2 separate regions of the Homo sapiens genome follow, and region 1 is linked to region 2. A link is an interaction called in ENCODE POLR2A ChIA-PET data of the cell type or tissue named here. Cell type or tissue: endothelial cell of umbilical vein. All regions are shown on one strand. Each heading gives the region's core, and the rest is flanking DNA. Links, peaks and the distances in the headings are about the cores only. Region 1 overlaps PPP2R1B (protein phosphatase 2 scaffold subunit Abeta). Region 2 overlaps ALG9 (ALG9 alpha-1,2-mannosyltransferase).

Region 1 (10,391 bases), core at 1,066-9,065, 69 kb after region 2:
TGCCCAGTTATTGTCTCAGGATGACCTTGAGACTTTGGTGATGCCTACACTTCGACAAGCAGCAGAAGATAAATCTTGGCGCGTTCGCTATATGGTGGCTGACAGATTTTCAGAGGTAAAGTGATCATTTTTAAGTACTAAGGAAATAAACCTGAAAACACATAGATTTGCTGTTGTACCCAAAGTTTCTGAATTAATTCTTTTCAATGGGAAGTGCTGTGGCAAAAATATGTATTTACAGATTGCACAATTTTGTTTTGTTCTTGTTAATTCTTTTGTTAGTATACATTAAAACCCGTTCAAATTCTTTTATAGCTCCAGAAAGCCATGGGTCCTAAAATCACCCTAAATGACCTCATCCCCGCCTTTCAGAACCTACTTAAAGACTGTGAAGCTGAAGTCCGGGCAGCTGCTGCCCACAAAGTAAAAGGTTAAGGAGTTCAATTTATGTTGGAACATGTGTCATTCATTTTGGTGCATTTTTTTGTTAGTCAATTTTGCATGTTTTTTGTTCTAGAATATGTTTTTAAAATACATAGGGATGTTTTTAGTGTGTGGAAATGTTACATTGTCACTTAAAGATAGTCTCTTTATATTTAAAACCAAGAAATCATTTTGTCTTGTTTTTGTAAAAAAAAAAATGCCTTTCAGGTTGGATTGGTGTGATATGCAATGGCATAGAGAGTTCACGAAAAAGTTTATTTAGAACAAGAGCTGTTTTCCTTATTTGCTTAAACATATAATTTAATTGAAATTATTGATAAACCTGGTTAAATGTCCTCATTTGGCTCTTTGTAAATGGCCCTGTGAAAGCATTCTTTTTTTCTATTTATCTTTTAGAACTTGGTGAGAACTTGCCCATTGAAGATAGAGAGACCATAATTATGAATCAAATTCTGCCTTATATAAAGGTAAACCTGACTTTATTTTGTTTCACTCTCTTTTATATGAAGGTAAACCTTAATCTCATTATTTTTGTTTGTTTGTTTACCTTAAAGCTCTTTGAGTTTAAAGGTTGACAGGGAATGAATGGGGAAGATGTGTTAATGTGCAACATTGTTATTCATCACTTATTAGCCCATTGTAATTGTAAACTGCTCTTTGGTGCATAGGTTTATGTTACCTAACAAGTAGTCTGAGGAAACATTATCAACTAATCAGTATTGAAATAGTGCTGTCTTTAAATTCCTTGGGGTCAGGCATGGTGGTACATGCCTGTAATCCAAGCACTTTGGGACGCTGAGGTGGGAGGATTTCTTGAGCCCAGGAGTTTGAGACCAGCCTGGGCAACATAGTGAGACCCCATTGCTACAAAAAATACAAAAATTAGTTGAGCCTGGTGGCATGCACCTGTAGTACCAGCTACTTGGGAGTCTGAGGTGGGAGGATTGCTTGAGCCCAGGAGGTTGAGATGGCAGTGAGCTATGATCATGCCACTGTACTCCAGCCTAGGTGACAGGGTGAGACACTGTCTCAAAAAAAAAAAAATTAGGCCAGGCGTGGTGGCTCACACCTGTAATCCCAGCGCTTTGAGAGGCCAAGGTAAGAGGATTGCATGAACCCAGGAGTTCAAGACCAGCCCTGGCAATGTAGTAAGAACCTGTCTCTGCAAAAAATGAAAAAAATTAGCCAGGCCTGGTGGTGCATGTCTGTAGACCCAGCTACTCTGGAGGCTGAAGTGCTTGAGCCTGGGAGGGTGAGGCTGCAGTGAGCCAAGGTCATGCCACTGCACTCCAGCCTGGGCAACAGAGCAAGACTCTGTTTCCCAGAATAATGGTATGGAAGTTTCTGTTGTCTTGTAATAAAGGCTTTTAATTTCGATTTTATTTTAGGAATTAGTATCCGATACCAATCAACATGTCAAATCGGCTCTAGCTTCTGTAATTATGGGATTGTCTACTATTTTGGGCAAAGAAAATACCATTGAACATCTTCTACCTCTTTTCTTAGCTCAGTTAAAGGATGAGGTGGGTCTTGCTTTATGTTCTGTTGCCTTTGATAGTAATTTGATTTTATTTGATTTTGGTTTAGGGTTTCATTAAAATAGAACCCCCAAAAAGAAAATGGATAAAAAAATCATAACTTATTTTAAACCAATGACACCTGTGATTTTGGGTATGGGGTTATAGGTTCCTCAGAAAGTGGGCAAAAGTACCCATTAGAGTAAACCTAGAAATATCTGTTTATCATCTTTACCTGATTTTTGCTTTATACTCCCTGGTTTCTTTAAAGCTAATGTGTCTTTGTTTAAAAAGTTTCATTTATTTAAGTTTAAATATAGTATCAAAAATTATAATGATACCTAATATTTACTGAGTAATTACTACATGGCAAGCATGAGCCTTAGTGCTTTGCATGTATTTTTACATGCAATTCTCACAACAATCCTGTGAGGTAGGTCTTATTATTATCCCTTTTTGTTTGTTTGTTTGTTTGTTTTGTTTTTTGAGACGGAGTCTTGCTCTGTCGCCCAGGCTGGAGTGCAGTGGCGCAATCTCTGCTCACTGCAAGCTCCGCCTCCTGAGTTGATGCCATTCTCTTGCCTCAGCCTCCTGAGTAGCTGGGACTACAGGCGCCTGCCACAGCACCCAGCTAATTTTTTGTATTTTTAGTAGAGACGGGGTTTCACTGTGGTCTCGATCTCCTGACCTCGTGATCTGCCCGTCTCGGCCTCCCAAAGTGCTGGGATTACAGGTGTGAGCCACCGCACCCGGCCAATTATCCCATTTTACAGATGAGAAAGCTGAGGCATAGAGGGTTAAAGTAACTTGAGCAAGGTCTTTCAACAATGACAGATCTGAAATTTGAGTGCATCTGATTTAGTTCCAGAGATTATGCTCTTTACCATCTTACGGACTTTTCTTGTAGTCTTTAGTATTACGGACTTTTAATTGAAATTTCTGATTAAGATCATTTATGTTCCTTGAGTTATTTATGTATTCACTATTATTTCTTCAAGATTATCCATTTTTTTTTCACCTGAGTCTTACCTCACCTTTTATCTTACCCTGACAGGAGACTGTTGGGCAGAGTACTTGATTTTTAAATGTGGTCTTTTGGGGCTTGTGTACTTGCAGTGTCCTGACGTTCGTTTGAATATCATCTCCAATTTGGATTGTGTAAATGAAGTGATTGGAATCCGTCAGCTCTCTCAGTCTCTCCTTCCTGCCATAGTGGAGCTGGCAGAAGATGCCAAATGGAGGGTCCGCCTGGCCATCATTGAGTATATGCCGCTGCTGGCAGGCCAGCTGGTGAGTATGTGTTGCTCCATGAACTGCAGGGTAGTGTCAGATAGTGACAATTTACCATGGCAAGTAGGAGGCCTAGTAGCCTGTATGCTTATGTTTGTTTAGATGCATGAAAGTATGGCCTTGTTCTTGTTACCTATAGGATGGTTTTTATGTTTGTTAGTGCATACGTTTCTTTTCTTTTAAGATGGAGTTTCACTGTTGTTGCCCAGGCTGGAGTGCAATGATGCAATCTTGGCTCACTGCAACCTCCACCTCCTGGGTTTAAGCGATTCTCCTGTCTCAGCCTCCCAAGTAGCTGGGATTACAGGAATATGCCACCACACCCAGCTAATTTTGTATTTTTAATAGAGATGGGGTTTTACCATGTTGGTCAGGCTGGTCTTGAATTCCTGACCTCAGGTGATTCACCCGCCTCAGCCTCCCAAAGTGCTGGGATTCCAGGCGTGAGCCACTGCATCTGGCCTATTAGTGCATACATTTCTAACAAAAAGGTATAGGTTGAGTATCCCTCATCTAAATACGCTTGGGACCAGCATGTTTGGGACCAGAAGTGGATTTTGGAATATTTGCATTATAAATATTTACTGGTTGAGCAGCCCAAATTCAAAAATGCAAAGTCCAGAATGCTCCAATGAGCATTTCCTTTGAGCATCATATCAGTGCTCAAAAAGTTTTGGATTTTGGAGCATTTCACATTTTGGATTTTTGGATTTGGGATGCTTAATCTGTATTACAGAAACATATTTCACCTCATCACCACCGAAAAACAAAGCCATAGAATAATCAGTTTCTTGGTATATATAATGTAAATTTTATAATATTTAATGCCTTTGTGACTTAAGAAATGTTTAACTGAGAAGAAAAGGGATTATGGTTTTAGGGTAAGTCTGCTGTGATTTTTGCTCAAGGAAACTTCCCTGTTTGCCTTGTATTCTAAGCAAAATGTCCCTAGGTACCACTTGCCCTACATTCTGATTAAAGGGAGTTGAGGAATCACCATATAGAAAAGAAGTATTGAAAGGCCGGGCACAGTGGCTGACACCTGTAAACCCAGCACTTTGGGAGCCAGAGGCAGGCGAATCACTTGAGGCTAGGAGTTCCAGACCAGCCTGGCCAACATGGTGAAACCCCATCTCTACTAAAAATACAAAAATTAGCTGGGCACGGAGGTGCACACCTGTAATACCAGCTACTCGGGAGGCTGAGGCAGGAGAATCGCTTGAACCCAGGAGGCGAAGGCTGCAGTGAGCCAAGATTGCACTACTGCACTGCAGCCTGGGCAACAGAGTAAAACTTTGTGTCAAAAAAAAAAAAACAAAACAAAAACAAAAACTGAAGCTTGTAATGTTAGTATTTTGGTCAAAGTCCACATTATCACATTATCTGTTACTGTTTGAGTTTCGTGATCAGTGTTACCCTAACTAATACCATGTTAGTTAAAATTTCAAAGCTGGGTTTTATAGCCACATCCTTTCCTTTTTTTGAGTAGGTGGCCTAGACAGTTCTAAGTTTGATGTACCTTCATCTCTGTTGGTAGCACTTATTACAGAGTATTGTAATTGTCTGTTACAGTCTAGTTGGAGAGATGGGTGATCTCTTTTAGGGCAGGGACTGTATTTTATTTCCAGTCCCTACCATAGTGCCCGTCATTAATTAGGCACTTAACATTTTTTATTTTGGGGGCAGGGTCTTGCTGTTGCCCAGGCTGGTCTTGAACTCATGGCCTCAAATGATCCTCCTGCCTCGGCCTCCTGAGTAGCTGATAATAGGCATGAGCCACTGTGTATAGCCAACATTTGTTGATTGTTGAGTATTTTTTGAGAAAGATGTGTCAGTTTACTATTGACATCGCTACAGTTTGTTTCCCCTTCCTCACTCCCACTTCCATTCCTTTCAGGTCACAACATATGGAATTTATTTTTTCTTGTCTTGAACCCCTGAATTTGTATTTTTAATTTTAGTACATTTAGTTTATGAACATGCAATTTGTGGATGTCTGTGGCATTATATGTTTTATAAAATTGAAAGTGTCCGATTCTTTGAAAAGTATACCAGAGGTATTAGTGCATGGCAAATGGGATCAGGTGAAGTTATTTTGTCATCCTTTTTGTCTGTCACTCCCAAGTGCTATGGGTCATCTTCTCTTCACTGGTGATTGTCATGGATCTACTTTTCAGAGTGGAGAGGAGCAGTGATTAACTGATTTGCTGAAGACCAAAACTATCTGGAAGGGAGGGTGCATTTTAGTACCATTTCTTTTAACCTCTGCTCCTTCTAGACCTGGAAAGTTTCCCAGGGTTGCTAGCTCTATAGAGAGCAGTGTGAAAGCAAGGCAGATGGTGTCTTTGGCTGACTTACACCTGTCTGGCAGGGGTGACATGCCTCAGTCATGAACATTTTGCTTTACAATTTTAACTTCTTGTTAGTATATATATTCTCCTTAATTTCTCTTCATATCTAAATATTTTTATATCAGATAGTCATTTTATAAAATTCTCTCAAGACTTTATGTATGACCTGGCTTGTGGACGATGTTAAGTAAGTGTAAAGTTAAACTACAAAAACCGGAAAATAGGCCAGGCGTAGTGGCTCACGCTTGTAATCCCAGCACTTTGGGAGGCCTAGGTGGGTGGATCACCTGAGGTCAGGAGTTTGAGCCCAGCCTGACCAACATGGTGAAACCCCATCTCTACTATACAAAAAATTTAGCCGGGTGTGGTGGTGGGTGCCTGTTACTTGGGAGGCTTCTTGGGAGGCTGAGGCAGGAGAATTGCTTGAACCCAGGAGGCGGAGGTTGTAGTGAGCTGACATTGCACCACTGTACTCCAGCCTGGGCGACAGAGAGAGATTCCGTCTCGACAACAACAACAACAACAACAACAAACTGGAAAATAAAAGTTAATTAAAACTGAAGGAAAATTCTCAACCTGAAATGAAAAAGAAATCTTGGCTGACGTAATCTAAGTGTATGCCAAAATTTGTTCATTATGATCTTTTAGTACAAAGCAATTTTGGGCCAGGTGCGGTGGCTCATGCCTGTAATCCCAGCACTTTGGGAGGCTGAGGCGGACGGATCATCTGAGTCAGGAGTTAAGAGACCAGCCTGGCCAACATGGTGAAACCCTGTCTCTACTAAAAATACAAAATTAGCTGGGCATGTGCTGCATATCTGTAATCCCAGCTACTTGAGAGGCTGAGGCAGGAGAATCACTTGAACCCGGGAGGTGGAGGTTGCAGTGAGCTGAGATTGTGCCACTGTACTCCAGCCTGGGCAATAGAGTGAGACTCCATCTCAAAAAAAAAAAGCTATTTTGTCTTATTCAATCACTATTTTCAAAGCACTGACACATTATATTACCTCTCTTTTTTTAAAATATAGAATCACCAGTCAGGAACTTCTTAGAGTTCAAAGAAGCAAGACTGTAAATGTGTAGACCCCAGAAGGGAGGCACTAGGAAAGTGTGTCACAGCATTCTCCATGTGGTGTGGAAGCCCCGGGGTTAGAGGACTGTGTAAATCTGCTCCCGGAGCCCATCCCCAGCCTGCACTGAAGTGGCCACCTGTTGACAGTCGGGAGGAACAGGGCTGGGAGAGCAAGCCATGCCTGGGCCATATGCCCTGTAGTCCTGGGCCTGCTTTATTCTCCCTCCAGGGCTTTCTCCTGTTGTCTCGAAAATACTCTCTTTAACTGGGGATATCTCTATGTCTTGAGGTCAGTTGCTTTATCCTTAAGGATTTGTCATAATAGTAACCAAAAAGGGAAGACGATTGAGAATTAGTAATATTACTGACAGGTGTTTTCCTGGGTAATTCATTTTTACAGGTAATCCAGATTTGCTTGGCAGACCATACACAGTGCATTCTTCCTGCTCTTTTGCAGTGTTGTGGCTGACTTCTGGCCACCCTGTTCTCTTTTACCTAGCAGGGCCTATGCCAGCTCACGTATGCTTTTTTTTTGTTTATGATTTCCGTCCAATAAATAGATTTATGGTTTGTTTGTAATTCCTGTGGTGTTTCTATCTCTTATTTGTTTATTTGGAAACAAGTTTTTTTAGCCTTCAGGTAACCTTGGTGTAATGTAAATAGACCATCTTTATTTCTGAATTTTGGCAATGTATGTTAATGGAATCTTCTGTATCTGTAGGGTGTGGAATTCTTTGATGAAAAGCTGAATTCTTTATGTATGGCTTGGCTCGTGGACCATGGTGAGTAGATAAAAACAGATTATTGAAAGCCCATATATCCATGATTTTCATACATTTCCTTTTAGAAAGGAATCTCAGTCTGACCAGATATTTTGCCTTAATATTGTAGGAATGAAGAAAGGCTCTAATTAAAGTTTAATCTTCTGAATATAAATTTGACGTTTCTACCAATTTTTTGTATCTTCGATTTTATTTTCTCCATTAAACAATTTATTTGCATTATTTTCTTACTCAATCTATTACATTATCTTCAGACCATCTCTTTTATATATCTACTTACTCCTCCCTTATCTGAAGATCCTCTTTTTGACCATCCTGTAATTGGTGTCTTCAGCAGCTATACACTAGGTTGTATGGAGATTGGAATCAGATGAAAGGCCTGGGTGGGAGAAATGGCTACTTGGCTTTTTGAGGTGACATAGAAGAGGAGATCTACAGTGAGACAGTAGAGGATTCTTAGGTGTGGGAAACACTAGCTTTGCCATAGGGAGAGAGAGGGCCTGGATTTCTGGTTTGGGTGAAAGGAAGGCTTACTGCTTGTACTCTCACTGCTGCTGCTACAGTGCTAGGAGAGGGTGAGCTCAGGGCAGGTCAGATAGGACAGCAGGAATGAGCAAGTGACTTCCTGGTGAGGCTTCAGGTAGAGGTATATGTGTGTATCCCCTTGTGTGCCAGGCAGCAGTGGGTGACAGATGTACCGTCTCTGCCAGATCCCAGGTCCAGACTTGACAGCTTCAGTGTTGTCTTAGACCTGTTTCGATGAGTGTGAGTGCCCCTATGGGGTCATGTGACATTGTCCTTGAGCTTTGTTTCCATGTTTTGGTGGATATAATAGATAACCTGAGTCAGTTCCACAGTATCTTTTATATACTTGATATATGTATTTAGTGTATCTCTTTGTTCATCTATGGGTGCTTATGCCTGGAAATTTGGGAGGAATGAGGATATTTGTGTCTGCTTATACGTGTGGGTGGTTTTGTTAAAGGCATGTTTGCATCATATGGAGGATCATATGGTTAAGAGTGTGAAGAGGAAGGATGTGAAAAAATATGTGAAAATGTATAAGGGCTTATATATGTGGGTATTTCCAGTGTTTTCAAACTGGATTGTAGACTTCTTTCTCTTTTTCTTCTCTAAAGTTATCTTATTGTGGCCTATTTATTTCTTTTTAAATAAAATTAAAATTTGGCAAATCATAGGAAAGAAATACCACTTTTAAAAAAAATGTTTATGTTATATCTGATAAATATTTGACGTTACTGGGAATGGTGCATCCTAGCAAATCATTCTGTGCTTTTTTAAATTTTATTTTACTTTAAGTTCTAGGATACATGCATAGAACATGCAAGTTTGTTATGTTACATAGATATACATGTGCCATGGTGGTTTGCCGCATCTATCAACCTGTCGTCTAGGTTTTAAGCCCCACATGCATTAGGTATTTGTTCTAATGCTCTCCCTCCCCTCGCCCCTCACCCCCTGATAGGCCTCAGTGTGTGATGTTCCCTTCCCTGTATTCATGTGTTCTGATTGTTCAACTCCCACTTATTAGTGAGAACATGTACTGTTTGGTTTTCTGTTCCCGCGTTAATTTGCTGAGAATGATGGCTTCTAGCTTCATCCATGTCCCTGCAAAGGACATGAACTCATTCCTTTTTTATGGCCGCATAGTATTCCGTGGTGTATATGTGCCACATTTTCTTTATCCAGTCTGTCATTGATGGGCATTTGGGTTGGCCTCAAGTCATTCTATGCTTTCTTTAAAAGTTGGCATTTTAGATTAAGATGGTGTTTTATTTTGAGGAATTTTTAAAGTTCTAATATTCCACAAAGAATTAAATTCCTGGCACCCTTTCTCTGTAAGATTGTCTTCTCTATGCAACTTGATTACTCCTTCCTCTTTTCGGATTTTCTCTTTCAGTTTGGGAGCAGGAGAAACCCTTGTTTATTTCACTGCAGCAGCATGCTGAAGTGGGGACTGCAAGAGTTCCATGAACCAATGAAATAACAGCTCTGAAATTGTTTTGTACTTAATCACAGGAGCTTTTTTGCTTTTGCATTTCAGATAAGTGTTATATAATGATCACTGGATCAGTTAGAGTTTTTGAAACTTTTCCCCTAGTTAGGTAACTACTAAAAGAACATTGTGAAAATTCCAGAGAAGTATAAGGAAGAAAGTATCACTCACCTATATTCCTGTGGTTGAGTAGACAGTTTTGATCAGAGGGAGGAATGTAGAAGGGAAATTTATTTATTTATTATAGGAGAAAGGAGAAGGTATCAGTTATTGAGCATAGATAGACATTCAAAGAAACCTTGCAGGTCAGCCAGGCCTTGAGAGGAGATGGGGAGAGAGAAAGAGACAGAAATAGACAAAAGAAAACAGGCAGAACTCTGGAATGGTTTGCATTCTTCTGAAAACAGTCAGAGGAACCAAGAACATAGTAGGCATCTGGCCAAGTAGAGTTCAGTGCAGTTAAGGTCTTGGTCAAGGCTATGCATGTGTGTTCCCCAGTCTCTGGTTTTTCTGGCAGTAGAGATCCCTTCCTATGGTAATGGCATTATGATAAAAATCTAAAGCGTGTTAAAAAAAATAGTAATTTGCTGAGCATGGTGGCTCATGCCTGTAATCCCAGCACTTTGGGAGGCTGAGGCGGGTGGATGACTTGAAGTTAGGAGTTCGAGACCAGCCTGGCCAACATGGTGAAACCCTGTCTCTACTAAAAACACAAAAATTAGCTGGATGTGTTGGCGGGCGCCTGTAATCCCAGCTACTCAGGAGGCTGAGGCAGGAGAGTTGCTTGAACCCAGGAGGCGGAGGTTGCAGTGAGCCGAGATCTCGCCACTGCACTCCAGCCTGAGAGACAGAGTGAGGCTCTGTCTCAAAAAAAAAAAAAAAAAAAAAATTAGAGGAGAAGACACAAATACTCTAGCT
Region 2 (10,391 bases), core at 1,027-9,026:
AATGGAGATTTTGACAAAAATGGTGACTATTTGTATATATGTCGACTTAACTCCAAAGTAGAAATTCTCTAAAATTTGTGTGATTTTTCTTTTGTTTCCTAATTTAGTACTTAACAGGACTTTCTTAATGGTGGCAGTGATAGTGACTTTAGTCATAAATACTAGTGAATTTCATTCTGTATCATAGATGCATTCTTAAAATATTTTATATACACTGATATTTTAAAAGTCCGATTTATGAAAGAAACCCAGAATTTGTTATTGTAAAACAGAAGAAATCAAGCGATCTCCCATGATTTCTCAGATTTCTAAATCTGCATTTTTGTATAAAGTAGTTTGTTTATTTTGAGATATGTTGTTGAGAACTAAGAGATATCATCCAGTTGGGCTTCACTGAGTTGCAGTACCACCATCCTGGGTGTTCACCCTTATGTACTGATTTCACAAGGGGGACAAATAGTTGCAATTCACATAACACCTCTCATCAATTGGTAGTGGCTTACTGGAGCCTGGGATGAAAGAGCATGATGACATTGAATCCAAGCTCAGTGGAAGAGTGCCACAATTGATTGGTGATGTGGAATGTGAACAGTGGGAAGGGAAACAACCATTGGAGCTTTCTTTATTTACCATCACCTAACTTCAGGATAGATCTGTGTGGTGATCTAGGCTCTGTAGATAAGACATGTGACCTTTTCCCAAGTCAGACTTTTTATATTGCTAAAGCTCTTAGAGATGAAGAAGCACTGTAAAAATTCAGAATTTTTCAGGCATGTAAGCCCACAAAATTTCTGTAACCTTTCCATATTTAACATTGGCTTTAAATAGCTCCTTGACATCAACAAATTGAGAGAATTGAATGATCTTATTTTGCCTTTGCCATTTGTGACACGTTCAGTCACAAATGTAACTGTGTTCAGTACTAAAAGCAAGACATAGACTTTCTAATTGCTCAAGACTTGGCAGTGTAAAAGCAAATCCTGTATATTTGTTACCTCCAGCACAGGGCTTTTAATATGGAAATGTATGTAATGATGAGCAGCAGTAGTTTAGAGAAGAGTAGAATCAGCAAAGGGGAGTATATTTGCAATTGTGAGGAAATTGCTTTCTCTACAGTTGCTTTCTCTAGAGTTGAGGAATTGCTTTCTCTAGAGTTGAGAGGGATCTTAGTGGTTTGCACTCCAAACCTTTTGGAAAGGTGGTAAAATCTCTGAGCCTAGGTTAAGCTACTTCCCTAAATCACAGAGCTAGAGGCAGAATATTCAGCGGTCCCATTTCCTGATGCAAATGAAAATATTAGCTAGATTTAAATAAAAAGAGCACTTAGTCGGAGGCAGAAAATACAGAGCTTCTTTTTTATTTTTGTTTTTGAGACAGAGTTTCAGTTTTGTTGCCCAGGCTGGAGGGCAATGGTGTGATCTCGGCTCACTGCAATCTCCGCCTCCCGGGTTCAAGCGATTCTCCCGCCTCAGCCTCCTGAGTAGCTGGGATTACAGGAATGTGCCACCGTGCCCAGCTAATTTGTTGTATTTTTAGTAGAGACGAGGTTTCTCCATGTTGGTCAGGCTGGTCTTGAACTCCCAACCTCAGGTGATCTGCCCACCTCAGCCTCCCAAAGTGCTGGGATTGCAGGCGTGAGCCACTGTGTCTGGCCTGTTTTTTTTGTTTGTTTATTTTGTTTTTTGAGACGGTGTTGCATTGTCACCCAGGCTGGAGTGCAGTGGCATGATCATGGCTCACTACAGTCTCAACTTCCTGGACTCAGGTGATTCTCCCACCTCGCCCTCCTGAGTAGCTGGGACTACAGGTGCACACCACCACACCCAGCTAAATTTTTGTATTTTTTGTAGAGACGAGGTCTCACTATTTTGCCCAGGTTGGTCTTAAACTCCTAGGCTCAAGCAGTCTGCCCACCTTGGCCTCCCAAAGTGTTACAATTACAGGTGTGAGCCACAGCACCTGGCCTTTTTTTTTTTTTTTTTTTTTGAGACTGAGTTGTGCTTTGTCACCCAGACTAGAGTGCAGTGGTGCGAACACAGCTCACTGCAACCTTGACCTCCCAGGCTTAAGCGATCCTCCTGCCTCAGCCTCTCGAGTAGCTGGAACTACAGGCACGTGCCACCGTGCCTGGCTAATTTTTGTATTTTTTGTAGAGACAGGGGTTTCACCCTGCTGCCCATTGCTGGACTCAAACTCATGGGCTCAAGCAATCTGCCCACCTTGGCCTCCCAAAGTGCTAGGTTTACAGGTTTGAGCCACTGGGCCCAGCACAGAGCATTATTATAGTCTGTTTTTCTATTGCTGTCATTTTGGAGCATTAGCCACTTCTAATGTTTGTTTTATGGGTGCTTGTTGATATAACCTGTATCTATCTCGAAGTCCCTCAAGTGGGTATTAATGCAGTGTGATTTCTGCCCAGTGCTCTGAATGTCAAAGTGAAGAAATTCAGAGAAGCCTGGGTAGCCGGGCGTGGTGGCTCACACCTGTAATCCCAGCACTTTCGGAGGCCGAGGCAGGCGGATCACAAGGTCAGGAGATTGAGACCATCCTGGCTAACACGGTGAAACCTCGTCTCTACTGAAAATACAAAAATTAGCTGGGCGTGGTGACAGGCGCCTGTAGTCCCAGCTACTCAGGAGGCTGAGGCAGGAGAATGGCGTGAACCCGGGAGGTGGAGCTTGCAGTGAGCCGAGATCGTGCCACTGTACTCCAGCCTGGGCAACAGAGCGAGACTCTATCTCAAAAAAAAAAAAGAAGCCTGGGGAAACAGCGGAAGTCACTATGACTCTTAGCCAAATGCCTCGTCATCTCATTAGTGACACACATGAGTGGACCATTTCTGTAAGAACAGATTCCCACTGTTCCTACCTATGATTCAGCAAAACTACAGCCAAGGGAATGGGCTTGGCGGAGTCATTGGGAAAAGAAGACCCTGTCGAGCTTGACTCTAGTCTGGCATGGTAGAGAGACATGAGAAATGTAGAATAAGCAGGAGGCCCCAGGGGTTGGGGATGATCTCCAAGGGGCTCTGGCTTTTGGTGCTGCTCTGGGGACAGTGCCAAGTAGGATGTTTGACTGGGGCAGTACACCTGTCAAACAGTAATGCAGGTGTGTTAAGGTGAGCTCAAGGAGGACAGAAGCCTCCCGTGGAGCAGAAGGGGAAAAGCCCACTTGATCTTGTACAAATACAGAGCATGAAAGTAGGACCTTATAGGAAAAAAATACTGATAATCCATTTTCAAATATGTAGAGCATATGCAATAGGATTTCTTTTTACTTTTTAAAAAATTTTATTTTTAGAGACAAGGTCTCGCACTCTTGCCCAGGCTGGAGTGCAATTGTGCAATCATAGCTCACTGCAGTTTCAAATTCCTGATATCAAGCAATCCTACCACCTCAGCCTCCCGAGTAATGAGGATTACAGGTGCACACCACCATACCTGGCTTGTGTGTGTGTGTGTGTGTGTGTGTGTGCGCGCGTGTTTGGAGACAGGGTCTCACTATGTTCCCAGGCTGGTCTTGAACCCTGGCCTTAAGTGATCCTCCTACCTTAGCTTCCCAAAGGATTACAGGTGTGAGCCACAATACCTGGCCCTACATTTGTATTTTTTATAGTAAAAAAGTTGTGGCTAAAATGGAGTCAAAAAACATCTTAGAACTTCTTTACATGCAGAAAGTTCTGGAAGGTTGCAGAACTGGACTTGATTATCTCTAACATCTTGTCTGTGAATTGAGAAAGGCAAGAAATACCAATTGGGAATTTGAGTTAATGCTATGGTTTGTGTCCCCCAAAGTTCATGTATTGGGAACTTGATCCCCAATTTGTCAGTGTTAGGAGGTGGCACCTAATGGAAGGTGTTTGGGTCATGGGACATCTGCCCTCATGAATAGATTAATGCCATTATTGCCGGAGTGGTTTATCTCGAGAGTCAGTGCCTTGTAAAACAATGAGTTCATCCCCTTCTTGCTGTCTCTTGCCCTGTCTTTGCCCTTCTGCCATGTGCTGCCTTCTGCCATGAGATGGCACAGTAAGAAGGCCCTTACCAGGCGCCGGCACCTTGATTTTGTACTCATCAGCCTCCAGAACTGTAAGGAAGTAAATTTCTTTTCTTTATAAATTATCCTGTCTCAGATATTCTGTTATAGCAACACAGATTGGACTAAGACAGTTGCTCTTAAGTGTGATTCTTCTGTTTATTTCCTTTGGATTCTGTAATCCCTTTCCCAATAGCAGGAATGCAGTCATGGATCTGAATAGAGTCATATATTTTGATGGCACAGTGAGAAGGCCCTTACCAGACACCAGCACCTTGATTTTGTTTAGTAGATTTATTACGATATGATGTGATCTTTATTGTATGGTATTATGGAGGAAATAGATTGTCCTCCAGGGGCTAGAAGCTAAGGGAAGAAATTCTTGGCACTTACAAATAAGCTGGTCATAGTTTTGAACAGCGTGGTGTTGGAAGTTGTCCAGCATCCTGGTGTGGCTGGTCACCATTCTTTCCTTCCGCAAATACTTTTTGACTGCCTGAGATATGCCAGGTACTGTACCAGGCACCAGGTGTATTGTGCTTATAAAGACAGATTCAGTTCTTGCCTTCACAGAGCTTACAAGGTTCAGCTATAAGAAGGCTTGGGCCTTGCTGCAGTTGCTCACAGAGGGATTTGAGGAGATGTGATGAATCAGAATTTATTATGTGTTTGGAAGGAAGACATTCTGAATGCTGCTTAAAAGCTAAGTATTAAATTAATAACATATGTCAGCCATTGTGGCTGCTGGATAGTCTCAGTTATGACCAAATTTTACTTAGCTGTGGGCAAACTGTCTAAACAGTTTTTTCAGCTTTAATCCTCCCACTTGCCTAGGAGTTTACAGGGCAGTTGATTTAGATTGATCTTTCACATTATCCCCTTGGACTCTTAGAGGATTCATGATGACAGTTGTTTACCAGAGGATTTTCAGTGACATATGAGAAATAAGATCTGTCTTCTGTGTGGAGATGGTTTCTCTGTGATGTTCCCTGAACCTCATGTTGGCCCTTGCCAGAGATCTCTATTTTTACAGCTACTTGCGTCATTGTCATTTCCAGCTGATAGATGATTGAATGCAACTTCACATCCTTCCTGTCTTAGGACTTGTGGGGCTTTGGCTCAGGCAGCTGGATAGACAGCAGAGAAGGTCACTGAGAATAGGAGGTTGGACTATTAGTTCTTTCCTTGTCCCCACATGGCATTCTAAACTGTGATAAAATTATTTGATACAACCATTGAACCCATTCCTCCTGTTGCCTTTTCTCAGTCTTCAGATCCCCATAGTGTTTCTGTAGCATTTGAAATCTACTCTTCACCCAGATTTTCAAAACTGTGTACTTCTTTGATTCTTCTATGTCCTGTCTTCTGGTTCCCTTCATCCTTGGCTGCTTCCACTTCTTTCTTCTGCCCAGTGCTACGGGCATCTTCTCAGCTTTATCTGTGGTCTTTGGCCCTCTCTGTTTGTTTTTTGTCTCTCTTCTGCTCTTTTACCTTTTCTTCCCTCCTTCACTTCCTCTCCCTTTTTTTCATGCATTCTTCATGTATTTGTTAAGTAGACATTTACTTAGGACCTACTGTATGTTTTGTACTGTGCTAGGTTTTTGGCATAGAAGAATGAATGAGATAGACACAGCCCCAGATTTTATGGAGCTTACAATGAATTTCCCAATTAATTAATAGAATATAATTGTAAAATGTTTTGAGAAGTACTGGTTGCTATAAGAGCATGTAATTTAGGCCCTGTCCTAGTTTAAGAGGTCAGTGAAGTCTTTCTTAAGGAAATCATTTTTAGCTGAAATCTGAAGGATGAGTAGGAATTTATGAGGGGACAACAGGGAATGTTCCACGAGTAGGAACAGAAAACAGTTCTCTAACTCAGTATTTTAGTCATATTGGTCTTCTTTCAGTTACAGTTGTGTGCTGCTCAGTGACACTTTGATCTAGGGCAGACTGCATGTTTGATGGTGGTCCCACAAGATTATTATGGCTACACCATACAGCCTAGGTGTGTCATAGGCTATACTGTCTAGCTCTGTGTAAATACACTCTATGATGTTCACATAATGATGAAATCATCTAAGACACATTTCTCAAAACCTGTCTCCCTCGTTAAGTGACGCATGACTGTACTTGAGTACCCCATGCTTCTTCCCACCTCATTAGGTGTAAGACACAAGTTATCATCTTTCCTCAATGTCACCCAAACCTATTCTTTACTGCAGCCTTAGTTCACTGAATTAGAAATCTTGGTGTCACTGGTTTCATTTGAAATAGAAGTGAGGGCCAGGTGTGGTGGCTCACGCCTGAAATCCCAGCACTTTGGGAGGCCGAAGTGGGCGGATCACCTGAGGTCAGGAGTTTGAGACCAGCCTGATCAACATGGTGAAATCCCGTCTCTATTAAAAATATAAAAATTAGCCAGCCGTGGTGGCGGGCCCCTGTAATCCCAGCTACTCAGGAGGCTGAGGCAGGGGAGAATCGCTTGAACCTGCGAGGTGGAGGTTGCAGTGAGCCGAGACCGCACCACTGCACTCCAGCCTGGGCGACAGAGCAAAATCTGTCTCAAAAAAAAAAAAAAAAAAGAAATACAAGTGAGATTTGTCCTTTCTTCTTTCTTCATTCCCACTGCCATAGAAATATCAGAAGGTGATGTAGAGGCAGGTGGATCACTTAAGCCCAGGAGTTCGAGACCAGCCTGGGCAACATGGTGAAACCCTGACTCTACAAAATACAAAAAAAATTAGCCAGGCGTGGTGGTGTGCACCTGTTGTCCCAGCTACTTAGGAGGCTGAGGTAGTAGGATCACTTGAGCCTGGGGAGGTCGAGACTGCAGTGAGTTTTGTTTTTTATTTTTTTTTGAGTCAGAGTCTCGCTCTGTCTCCCAGCCTGGAGTGCAGTGGCGTGATCTTGGCTCACAGACTGCAGTGAGTTGTGATTTGCACTACTACACTCCAGCCCGGGTGACTGAGTGAGTCCCTGTCTAGAAAGAAAGAAATATCAGAAGGCATTATCACTTCACAACTGAATATTACAGTAGTAACTAGAGTGCTTACTTCAGCTTTTTCCTCCAACACTTTCTTGCCTCATCCTCCGCAGCATAGCTAGTATAGGCCTCTCTTTCTAAGACCCTGTTTTTTATCATCTTACTCCTTGGCTGAAAAACCTAGAATAGATTCCTGATGCATAAAATCCAGATTCTCTTCCTTTGGATCCTCCATTATCAGTCCTCAGACTGTCTCACTCTCGTTTTGTTTCTCAACAAACACCTTTTGGGACAGGTAGATATTCTTCCTCTTCCCCCTGTCAACCATGCTCCTTTATGTCTTTTTCCCTCTGTTTTCTCTTTAACTTTTATTACCAACTTTAGGAAGTCTTTTCAACTACTGTAGCCTCCAGTGATCTCATCCTCTCTGAACTCTGAATTTTTAATAACACTTTCTGCATTTCATATATGCTAATGTCATTTCCTTACCTAAATTATAAGTTTAAGAATGACTTGGGGCTGGGTGTGGTTGCTCATGCCTGTAACCCAGAACTTTTGGAGGCCAAGGCGGGAGGAATCACTGGAGACCAGGAATTCAAGACTGACCTCGAAAAGTTAGTGAAACCTTGTCTCTATTTTAAAAAATTTAAAAATTAGCCAGGCATGGTGGCACATGCCTGTGGTCCCAGCTACTTGGGAAGCTGAGCTGGGAAGATCACTTGAGCTTGAGAGGTTGAGGCTGCAGTGAGTTATGATCACATCATTGCACTCCAGCTTGGGCAACAGATTGAGACCCTGTCTCCAAAAGAAAGAAAGAAAGAATGGCCAGCTGGACATGGTGGCTCATGCCTGTTATCCTAGCACTTTGGGAAGCTGAGGTAGGAAGATTGCTTGAGGCCGTAAGTTCAAGACCAGCCTAGGCAGCATAGCAAGACCCCCGTCTCTACAAAAAATAAAAATAAATTAACTAGGCCTGGTGGCGCATGCCCGTAGTGCCAACTACTTGGGAAGATCACTTGAACCCAGGAGGTTGAGGCTGCAGTGAGCAAAAGAAAAGAACAAGGACATGTTATGACTTATATGTAATTTTATATACTCTAGGATTCACCAAATAGATACTTAATAAATGCTTTGAGGATGCCTAGAAGATTCCTTTTTTGCTTTTTGATCTGCAATTTTATTGCCTGTCAGGACAAATTGTATCACCCTTCAAATACATTCAACAAATTCAATACTCAAAAGTGTAAAATCATAGTGCCCAACAACTAATCAAAACTACTAAATTGTGAAGAGGCAAGAAGATGTAACCTAAAACCAAGAAGATTTATTTTGATATCATTTGGTGGATACTGCTAGTTCATTGCTTACTGGGGACTGTGAATGGTTAACATTGTAATCCTTCTGTCCTGTATGTTGGGTTTAACTTGAATTGATAATAGACACTAACCTAGGTTGAAACAAGGATAATTTATTTTAATGGGCTCTAATATTCCAGGGATTGTTTCTACCAGCTAAATACTCACATTTCATAGAGCTGGTCAAGGATTCCTTCTGATATTCCAGCTATTTTTATAGTCCTTTACAGTTTACCAGTTTTATTTAAATGAATCATCTCATTTAATCCTCATTATAACTCTTTGAGGTAAGTGATGTTATCTTTATTATCAGAAGAAGAAAATGAGGTATAAGAAAAAAGATTGTGAGTCACTCAGCCAGTCTGTGGTAGAACCCAGGCCTGAATCTAGGCCGGCTGACTTTGAACTCCTTTTCTAATAACCTTAGTTGTTCTTGAATGAAGAACCTGCCCTTGATCATACCTAATCATTTTCTGCTGGAGGCCTTTGTCCTTGTGTGTTTGAGTTGTTCATCAGCTGCTTCCCAGAGATGGTGAAAAAGAGGTTAAAAGTTTTTCTAATGGATTATCCTCTTGATTAATATGATTTTGCTTCGGTGTCTTTCTTTTTTTTAGTTTTAGAGACAGGGTCTTGCTCTGTTTCCTGGGCTGGAGTGCAGCGGCACAATCAGCTCACTGTAGCCTCGAACTCTTGGGCTCAAGCGATCCTCCCGCCTCAGACTCCCAAGTAGCTAGGACTACAAGTGCGAGCCACCACACTGAGCCAATTTTTAAAAAAAATTTTTTTGTAGAGACGAGCTGTCACTATGTTGCTCAGATTGGGCCTTGATATCTTTCTAAGACCTTTACTTTAAATGGAATTTGCTTAGGGATGATATGATAAATGAAGCCTAATCTGACTGATACAGTTGCATATTAATTAGTTACCACCCACATCCCTGGTAGGCCTTGTACCCGACACCAAATCTAGATAACCAGACCTGTAGTGTGCCTGGCCAGAAAAAGCCACGTTGAGGTCAAGTATTAAAATGTCATACTGAGGGCTCCCTAACCAAAAGAAATCTAAGCATAAGACCCTCAGTGTCTCTGTCTCTTGTTGGTTCTGTTTGCTTACAGAGGCATGGCACTTGTAAAGCTTTTAAAAACTTGTTTCATGTTCTTATAATCCTTGGGAGATACAGAGTGGGTGTTCAGACCAAAAAGGCTACTTCCTGAAGTGTTTATGCAAAGGATCATTTTTAGAGAGTTATGTGGAATGGAATTGGGTCTGACGTCAATTCTCAGTGTGCTTTCTCTCCCCTGGAGGAATAGGCCATATGTAGAGACAGATGTGAGACTGAAGTCTTTTTTACATATAAATAATGCTGGGAGAGAATGAGAACATTTCTGTAAGGTGGAGGTTGGGGAAGAACAGAGTTCACGGTAAGCCAGAGATGACCAACTTGTTTTTGTATGCACTTCTAAAAAACCTTCTAGTAATGTATAATCTATAAGCCTAAATGTGTGTAAAGTATTTGTACAGTAAATTAGTAGTAATAATAATAGAGCAAGTGTCTGTGTAACCCAGGTCAAATAATAGAACATTGCCAGCACCCAGGAGCTCCCCCAGAATTCCTTTTGATCACCTACCCACACCCCTGTTCTGAGGGAGTCTCCTGACTCCTGTGGTAATGATTTTCTTGCTTTTCTCTTTAGATTTATGACTTTTACATGTGTCCCTAAATGACTTAGGTTCATTTTGCCTGAATCACACTGCATTTATCCTTTTGTGTCTTGATCTTTTCACTCAACATTTTGTTTATAATAATCACACATGTTATTGCCTGTGGTTTGTTCTCTCTTATTAATATTTCATTGTATGACTTTACCACAATTTATTGATTATTTTACTGTTGACGGGTGTTTTTGTTTCCAATCTGGGTTACTACAGATAACACCACTTTGAACATTCTTGAACTTTTCTTTTGGTGCAGGCATTTCTGTTGGATATACATTAGGTTGAACCATATGAATTACCAT

What was found. ChIA-PET counts read pairs that join two places held together with the same protein. Peaks named below come from ENCODE experiments on the same cell type or tissue, not always from the same donor. Only the 100,000 strongest peaks of a DNase experiment are listed, where the experiment ranks them.
Region 1: POLR2A ChIA-PET joins it to region 2 with 5 read pairs; 7 of 35 experiments call an interaction of 5 or more read pairs at or near these places.

What each region holds. Positions count from the first base shown.
Region 1 is chr11:111,745,019-111,755,409 of GRCh38, reverse strand. PPP2R1B (protein phosphatase 2 scaffold subunit Abeta) reads left to right here. Exons shown (of 15, transcript NM_002716.5): 6 at 1-115; 7 at 316-430; 8 at 841-911; 9 at 1,833-1,967; 10 at 3,078-3,251; 11 at 7,396-7,456. Among named protein-coding and RNA genes, the nearest start is that of PPP2R1B, 16 kb to the left of the region's middle. In endothelial cell of umbilical vein, for the core only: no CTCF peak of the experiment used is centred there; no DNase peak of the experiment used is centred there.
Region 2 is chr11:111,814,004-111,824,394 of GRCh38, reverse strand. All of the region lies in intron 13 of ALG9 (ALG9 alpha-1,2-mannosyltransferase), which reads left to right. Among named protein-coding and RNA genes, the nearest start is that of ALG9, 52 kb to the left of the region's middle. RefSeq lists an enhancer at 8,529-9,728. In endothelial cell of umbilical vein, for the core only: no CTCF peak of the experiment used is centred there; DNase peaks (open chromatin) are centred at 4,524 and 5,034; H3K27ac peaks cover 1,767 bases.